2 separate regions of the Mus musculus genome follow, and region 1 is linked to region 2. The links are chromatin contacts, found by POLR2A ChIA-PET in ENCODE. All regions are on one chromosome and are shown on one strand. The core of a region is the stretch at or near the end of the contact, and the rest is flanking DNA. Distances in the headings are between cores, read along the strand shown.

Region 1 (3,692 bases), core at 683-3,182, 87 kb before region 2:
AGAGCTCTTAAGCCCCATTGTCTCTGGGCTAGGCTGGAAGTCAGAGCCAGGCACAGGAGGAGAGAATCATGTTCTGGCCTGCCTGAAGCTGGGCTGGAGGTGGACAAACGGACACTTCCCGGCTGCCTTTTCTCTCTTGGGGGACTGTAGACCCAGGACAAAGTGGAGACTGGGGCAGGGTGTGGGGATGGCCTCTGGACAGGAATGAGGCAGAAGAAGTCATTTTTCGTGACCTACTTTCCTAAGCTCCCCTTGGCTCCTGTCTCTCCTGCCTGGACTGTCCTCTTCCCGCCCACTCAACACCCAAGCTCAAAGCAGCAGCCTGGCAGAACGCCACTGCAGTGTGACAAGACCTCTCCGGAAGCACTTCTGGGCAGCTGGCTTTGGCCTGACTGAATCCGGGAGCTAGGCCTCTGAGGCAGTGACTTGTAGGGGTGACTGGCTGGCACAGAGTGGGTACTTGATAACCTTGGACTATGCAAATGAATGAATGAATCAAGCTGGATCCCTGGGGCAGGGGGAGGGAAGGCTTGGCTCTATTGGGGTGACTGGCTCTGAGAAGTTTCTAACTAACTGGGAGGTGAGGTACTTTGCCCCGAGCACATTAGGGCAATGGAAGGGAAGGGGGTGATCTCTGCCACAGGCAGGGGAGGGTGGGCCAGAAGATCCCTCAGGCCTCGGAGGCTTGCTATTTACCCCACTACCCCATGGATCCTGGGGGCCAGGAAGATCCGCCTGCCTGCTGCCTGGGCGCTGATGGTTATAGGAGAAGGGACTTTCCAAGATGAGGTAAGTCCCTGCAAACGAGGAGGCCAGGAACAAGGAAGAAAAACAAAAGGGATTATAGACTCCATTCCTGCACTCCAGAGAAGGAGCCAAGGAGAGAAATCACCCCACCTGGCCTGCCAGCTCCCCACGCTCTCAGCTAGCCAGGAAGAGGCTGAGGGAGGCAAGCTAGAGCTGGCGAGGGAAGGGAGCGTGGCACTTGGGTGGCCCAAGGCAAGAGCAGGAGTCCCCTCCTGCCCACGAGAGCTCCCAGCGGAATGTTCTCTGGCAGCAGGCACGGGCTTTCTGTTCAGAATCTGCCAGGGAACAGCAGGGGCTGGGGAGAACTCTAGCCCACAGGCCCTGGCTACTTCTTCAATGAGGTTCCCAAGAGCTGGCGATTCAGGGTGCTGGGTGTCCTCACAAGGGTGGGGGCTGGGCAGGGCTGACCCATGAAGCCCAAGAAAAATAAAGTCATTGAACCTTCTCAGGGGTTCCTCTCCAGATTTATGCCTGTACTTCTGAAAACAGTCCACAGATGGGTGAGCGCTCGCACATGCGCACGTGCACGCACGCACACACACACACACACACACACACACACACACCCGGGAGTCCTCTATCAGTGAGAAATGAAATAGGCTCACTTCCTCTGGAGAGGTTAGATCTTCTAAGTCCTCCAACATCTTCTCTACAAACTCTTCTGTCAACAGAATCTGGGAAAGAAAGCAAAAGACAGGGTTTTAATTATTATTATTATTTTTTAATATACAGTCTTTTTTGCCAACTGCAAAGCAAGGGGGGTTTTTTTTAGCTGTGGAGGAGGGATGGCCCAAGGATTAGTTCTAGGGACAGAGGGACGAACTCGAGGCTTCCAGAAAAGACTGCACTCTCGCCCCAACCCCCTCCCCCCCGCTAGGGAAGGGCAGAGAGGGGGGGTGAGGCAGTGAAGGAAGGGAGGGCATCTGGAAGGTGGACAGCGCTGGCCTCGGAAGGGAGCCGGAAGGTGGGCGGAAACCCACCGCTTTGGGCTGTTTGGCCTCTGTGTGTTTCGAGGCAACAGAGAACAGGGAAGCCAAAGGCCGGCCGTGGGAGAGCTCCTGCCACCCTCTTCCTTTGCCTCATCAAGCTCTCGTGTTCCCCTTTTCCCAACCACGCAGGGCCAAAACAATCCGTGTGACTTTGGAGTACAAGCCCTGTCTGCGATCTAGACGAACCCCAATGGTGGATGACAAACCCTGGATCCTATCTCTACCACTAGGGGCAGGGAAGCAGGTCACAGCCAGACAAGAAAGACCAAAAAACCCAAGCCTTGGAGAATGAGAGCCTGCCTGGCTGCTCACAGAGGCAAGCAGTCTCTCAGGTTCCCACTGCAGCCATAGAATTATCTGTCAGGGCTGTCCCAGCAGGCCCCAGTCAGCAGCTATGCACGTCTAGACTTCTGGGATACCTCTTCTCTGGGTGTCTCCTACCTTCCCACTTCACTGCTTTATTCTGGTGCCTGTTACCCACAAGCTTTGGTGTCCAAGCCAACTAGCCCCACCACTTGGCTGGAGTAACCTCATCCTTATGCCCTAAGCAAGCTTTCTCGTGCTTCTCGGTCCTCGCTGCCCTTGTCCACCTGAGCCGTATGTAGAGGGTGCAAACGAAAGTGAAGGGTTCCTCTCAGAGAAACCTTCCCTTTCAGAAGCTGGCGAAATCAAAAACTTGAGAAAATACCCATTAAATTTCACTTGGGAGTTGTTTCCACTAGGAGGGCAGAAGTTTCCATGAGGTAAAGTGAGGCAGCAAAGGAAAAAGGAAGGAAACAGAGCAAAGAGGGGCAAAGCAAGATGGGCAAAATAGAGGGATGCAAGGAAGCCAAGAGCAGACACCACGCTGACTGCTTGCACCTTATCCCTTTCAGTCTCTTTCCGGATGGGTAAACTGAGGCACAGAGAGGTTATGGCACCTGCCCTGTGGGGCCAAAGACAGACCATATCCCAGTCCTGAAACTTGATGCCTCAGACACCGAGGGGGAGGGCACTGACTCAGTGTCTCCTCCTAGGAAGCCTGGTTCCCACCTGACTAGCAGCTCCCCAGAGGACCAGGACCAACCAGCACTGACCAGGAATAAAGGAGAGGGAGGGGGGAGGTAGGAGGGAGGAGGGAGAATAGAGTGTCCAGGAGAGTGTCCACCCAAGGTACTCATTTCTTTTCTTCCTTCAAGATCCCCAGAGGGGGTTGGCTGGCTCTTGCCAGCCTATCTGGCACTTTCTGGTCCTTGGCCACATCCAGTCACACCTGGCCTTCCTTCCTGGAGCCTGAGCCCTCCTCTTATCCCATGAGTCCCCTCCCCCAAGCCGAGTTTCTTCACTGGTTATCACCAGTCCGCTTGAGGAATATAAAGTCACATTCATATTTTTGGCATTTCCAGGGCTTGTTGCCATCTCTGAAAATGTTAGCACAAACACAAGCATACCTCAAACCCAGTTATGTTAGCGACTCTGACTCCAGTCTGAGTTCACTTCTAACCCTCAGATAATCCGGGGGAGGAGCTCTCTGCTGGAATAGTAAATAGGGCTGGAACTGTCTATTGCTGGGGTAGGATGGGGTAGGGGAGAACAGGGGCCACCCAAGAAGACTCCCAAGGGTGTTTTTCAACAACAAGAAAGGTAAGGCCACCAACAATCCAGTCCTAAGCCAGTCCCTCTGTCAAAGGTCTGGAACTGCTGAGCTATGGGGGCTTTCAGCAGACCTGCCGCCAAGGGTGGCTCCATCTGTGTGTGGACTTCATTTTGTACTCTGCTGGGGGAGGGGTGACAAGCCCCCGAGACGGGGACAAATCCTAGCTGTGCCTTCATTTTCACTTTTCAAGATTTGCTGGTTTCTGCTGGAAACCACATTGTTTTAAAAGAATTAAAGGGAAAAATTATACATGAGATCCA
Region 2 (3,376 bases), core at 348-2,847:
GGTGTTCGAAGCTTTCCCGGCCGGACCCCGTCCTCCCGAGGCCCAGAGCATACCAGTACTTGACGATAGCGGTAACCTGGAGCGGGTTCGGCTGGTCAGGGTAGAGGCGGCGACACTCTCCGTAGATGGCGTGCAGTCCCGGGGGAAAGAGTGAAGCAAAGGCCGGAGGGGCACTAGGGCCAGAGGCCGGGGGCGCGGCGGGACCGGGGGCGACGCTAGGCCGCAGCTCCGCCATTGGGGCGCGTAGGGCGCGCGGAGAACCCGGGAGGGTAGAGGAGGGAAAGCGCCCCTATGGGCCAGCGGACCCACTGTGGATGAGACTCCCCGAGGCGATGGGGGCTACGGCGAGGTCTAACTCCGCGCCTGCGCACGAGGCTCCGTCCGCCCAAGCCGGAGCCTTCAAGACGTCGGCCAGAGGATGCTGTGGGACCGCGGGGAGCTCCAAGGGGCGGGGCGTCAGCGTGCCCTTTCCTGACACCTATTGGCTAGTGTCTTTGCCAGTCACAAGTGGGGAAGGCGTGACTTGACAATAGACTCCGCCTCCCTGCCCCTGGGTTGGGAGCGTCCCAAGGATCTTGGCCTCCCCCTAGTGTTAGGAGGAACCCAGTTTAGAACAGAGACTTGGTACCTTGAGGCGCCAGGGTCCTATGAAAGCTCTACACAACTACTAAGAAGCGCTTAATATTGTTTTACTAATACACAATTTTAAGATAAGCTTGACAACTAATTCATTAGACAGTATGTCATTATTATTAATGTTACAACTCTAATATTTCTTGGAACTATTGACAAAAAGGGTAACTCGAAATGTGCCTGGGGAAAATGCCTGGCTGTTTTAAAAAAAATTTACCTATTCTTTCTCTTCGCCTGGATGTTGTCATCCATCAAGGTCAAGAAAAATAATAAAACAATTTCTAAACCTTTAGATGATATTTTAGGCCCGTGGTTTTGTGGCATCCAACGTACAGGTATTTTTTTATAACCTCCATTGGCTTTTGCTTCATGGGTTTTGTCTTGTTTTGCTTTTTGTTTCATTTTTTTGTTTTTCGGGACAGGGTTTTTCTCTATAGCCCCTCGCTGTCCTGGAACTCTGTAAACCAGACTAGCCTCGAAAGAGGTGGGATTAAAGGCTTCCAGCACCACTCCCGGTGCTGCTGGGATATGTGTTGGGCAAGCATTCTACCACTGAGCGACAGATGTTTATTAATGGTTTGTATTGCCCAAGTGAAGGAATGGCTGAGAGATAGAACTACTCTGTAAAATTCAACCGCCCCTGAAGTACTGACAAATCCAAACCCAACTACTCACAAGTACTTCAGACTCCAAAATTTAAGAGTGTACTGGAAACCCCTTCGAAGGGATCTCAAATCCAGTCATGCAAGATAATCATCAACACTGTGGCTCTTTAATCTACAAACACTACAGACCCCACCATGTGTAGGAAATACACTGTCCAATCTCCTAAATCCGATCGGGCTGGGACCCGGTTTGGAGCGCAAGCCCTGGGGCAAAGAATGCTGGGGATTGTAGTTCCTCCGAGGCGAGGTCGGGCGGCTCCCTGGATGCCCAGTACCGGCGACTAGACTGCGCATGCGTGTCAGTGGCGTTTGCTGCGGACCGGGCTGGCAGTTCCTTCCTCGGAGGGAAAGATTCCTCTGCCATGGAGTCCTACGATGTGATCGCCAACCAGCCTGTTGTGATCGACAACGTGAGTAGCATCTTTCCTATCTTTAAAGGGACTGTGTTCTCCTCCAGGAAGGATTGTTTCCGCGGTTTCAGCCTAGGCCGCCAGCTCTTTGTCACTGGCTCGGCCTGTCAGGCGGGTTCAGCTGCCGCCGCCCGCGTCCTCCTCACATCCATAGTTTGAAGGCAGGGCGGCCAGCCAACATCCGTGTAATGGAGAATTTGAGGGTAGACAAAGGAAAGAGCTGTAGCCCGGGAAGGGTCCGTGGACCCTTGGCTCAGGGGGCCTTAACCGTTCTCTTAGAGCCCGACACCCGCCTTCGCTCTGGTTTTCCATCACTCAATTGGCTACTCTTGCTGTCTATCTTAGCCTATTGGTCCCGCCTTTGGGCCTTGCCGGATTAGAACAGCACTCCGCAGTCATTGGCTCCGGCGCTTGTCGCTCTTCCGGTCGCCATAGTGTTTCCCTTCTGTAAGGGGCGGTGCCGTGCAGTAGAGCTGTAGGGATTGGCTCGGCAACTCAGGGTGCGGAAGGCGATGGCTGGTCCACCGGTGAAAAAGGACAGTTTCCTTGGGTGTGAGCTGGAGGGGCAATTTAGTGAACTGTATCTGGGTGGGGCCGGACAAACCGGTACCAGAAATGGCCATGGGATTTCAGTTATTTTTGTGATTATAAATTATAGTTAGTCAAGGTAAAGAAGAAAGGGGGGTGACAAAGCAGGCGAGATGCTTTGATGTTTGCAGTGCCCAGGTGAGAGGCAGGGGGATTATCAGACACAGTGGTTGTCAGGTGCGCTAGCGTTTCCAGGACGCTTTGCACCAACATGCAAGTCGAAGCCTCCCAAAAAGTGAATGGTTAAGGAGGAAGTTTGCCCCTCTTTTCACAGTACGAACACGGAAGGTGGAGGTGACCAAGGTCATACAGCAATGGTGCCCCACAACTTCATCGCCTTATCTAAATGGCAATCCTTTGCTAAGCACCGCTCCACACATGCATCGATAAAGACAAATAGAAAGAACTTAAGTATTGCTTTTATGAGGAGGGACATTTGTCTTAATTTCTGAGTTTCACTCAAAGGTTTGGTCCCTCCCACACTGGTTAGAATCTTCCTACTTTCTGGGTCCCTCCCCTGAGGCAAACTACCAGTTCCCTCTGACCTAGGCTGACCTTTTCAGAGTCACTGTGATGTTCCGGCCCTCTGGGACCTGGACATGCCACTAGGTCCTTTTCTTTGTGTCGTAGGTGGATAGAGGTTGCTTTCTCCTGTTTATGCAGGAACAGGAGGATTGGGGAGGTTTTTCAAACCACCCACTTTAGGAGTTAAGGATCCAAGACTCACAAAAAAGATCCAAGACTCACACAGGAATCTGGTTCCAAGTTCTTCAAGGAAGGCGGTTTTATTTGTTGTGAATTTTTAAAAGGGAGGCTGAGGCTGGGGTGTATAGCCCAGATGGTATTGCTTGTCTGACATGCGTGAAATCCTGGGCTCCCTCCTCAGCACAGCATAAACTTTTGGTGTATAATCAGGTATAGTGGTCCGGGTCTGGAATCCCAGCACTAGAGAGGTGGAGGCAGGAAAGTCAGAAATGCAAGGTCATTGTTTGAAGCCAGCCTCTAAGATGTGGCATTGTTGGAAGCAGGGGGTGGGAGCAAGGTTAATTAAATGTGTTACTTTGGGGGTTTGTTTTGGTT

The links. ChIA-PET counts read pairs that join two places held with the same protein, here RNA polymerase II (POLR2A).
Region 1: POLR2A ChIA-PET joins it to region 2 with 40 read pairs in Patski. The contact joins the enhancer-like site here to the promoter of Actr1a in region 2. POLR2A ChIA-PET finds 5 or more read pairs at or near these places in 3 of 5 experiments (Patski and embryonic stem cell).

What each region holds. Positions count from the first base shown.
Region 1 is chr19:46,481,389-46,485,080 of GRCm38, reverse strand. It overlaps Sufu (SUFU negative regulator of hedgehog signaling), which reads right to left. Exons shown (of 12, transcript NM_001025391.2): 11 at 1,413-1,481. Among named protein-coding and RNA genes, the nearest start is that of Trim8, 18 kb to the left of the region's middle. Within about 2 kb of position 1,932, at least 2 of the 3 ENCODE cell types and tissues checked have a DNase peak (open chromatin) inside an H3K27ac peak, as active enhancers do.
Region 2 is chr19:46,393,962-46,397,337 of GRCm38, reverse strand. It overlaps Actr1a (ARP1 actin-related protein 1A, centractin alpha), which reads left to right and starts at 1,597. Exons shown (of 11, transcript NM_016860.2): 1 at 1,597-1,708. The coding sequence starts at 1,661. Sufu (SUFU negative regulator of hedgehog signaling) reads right to left here and starts at 442. Exons shown (of 12, transcript NM_001025391.2): 1 at 54-442. The coding sequence starts at 235.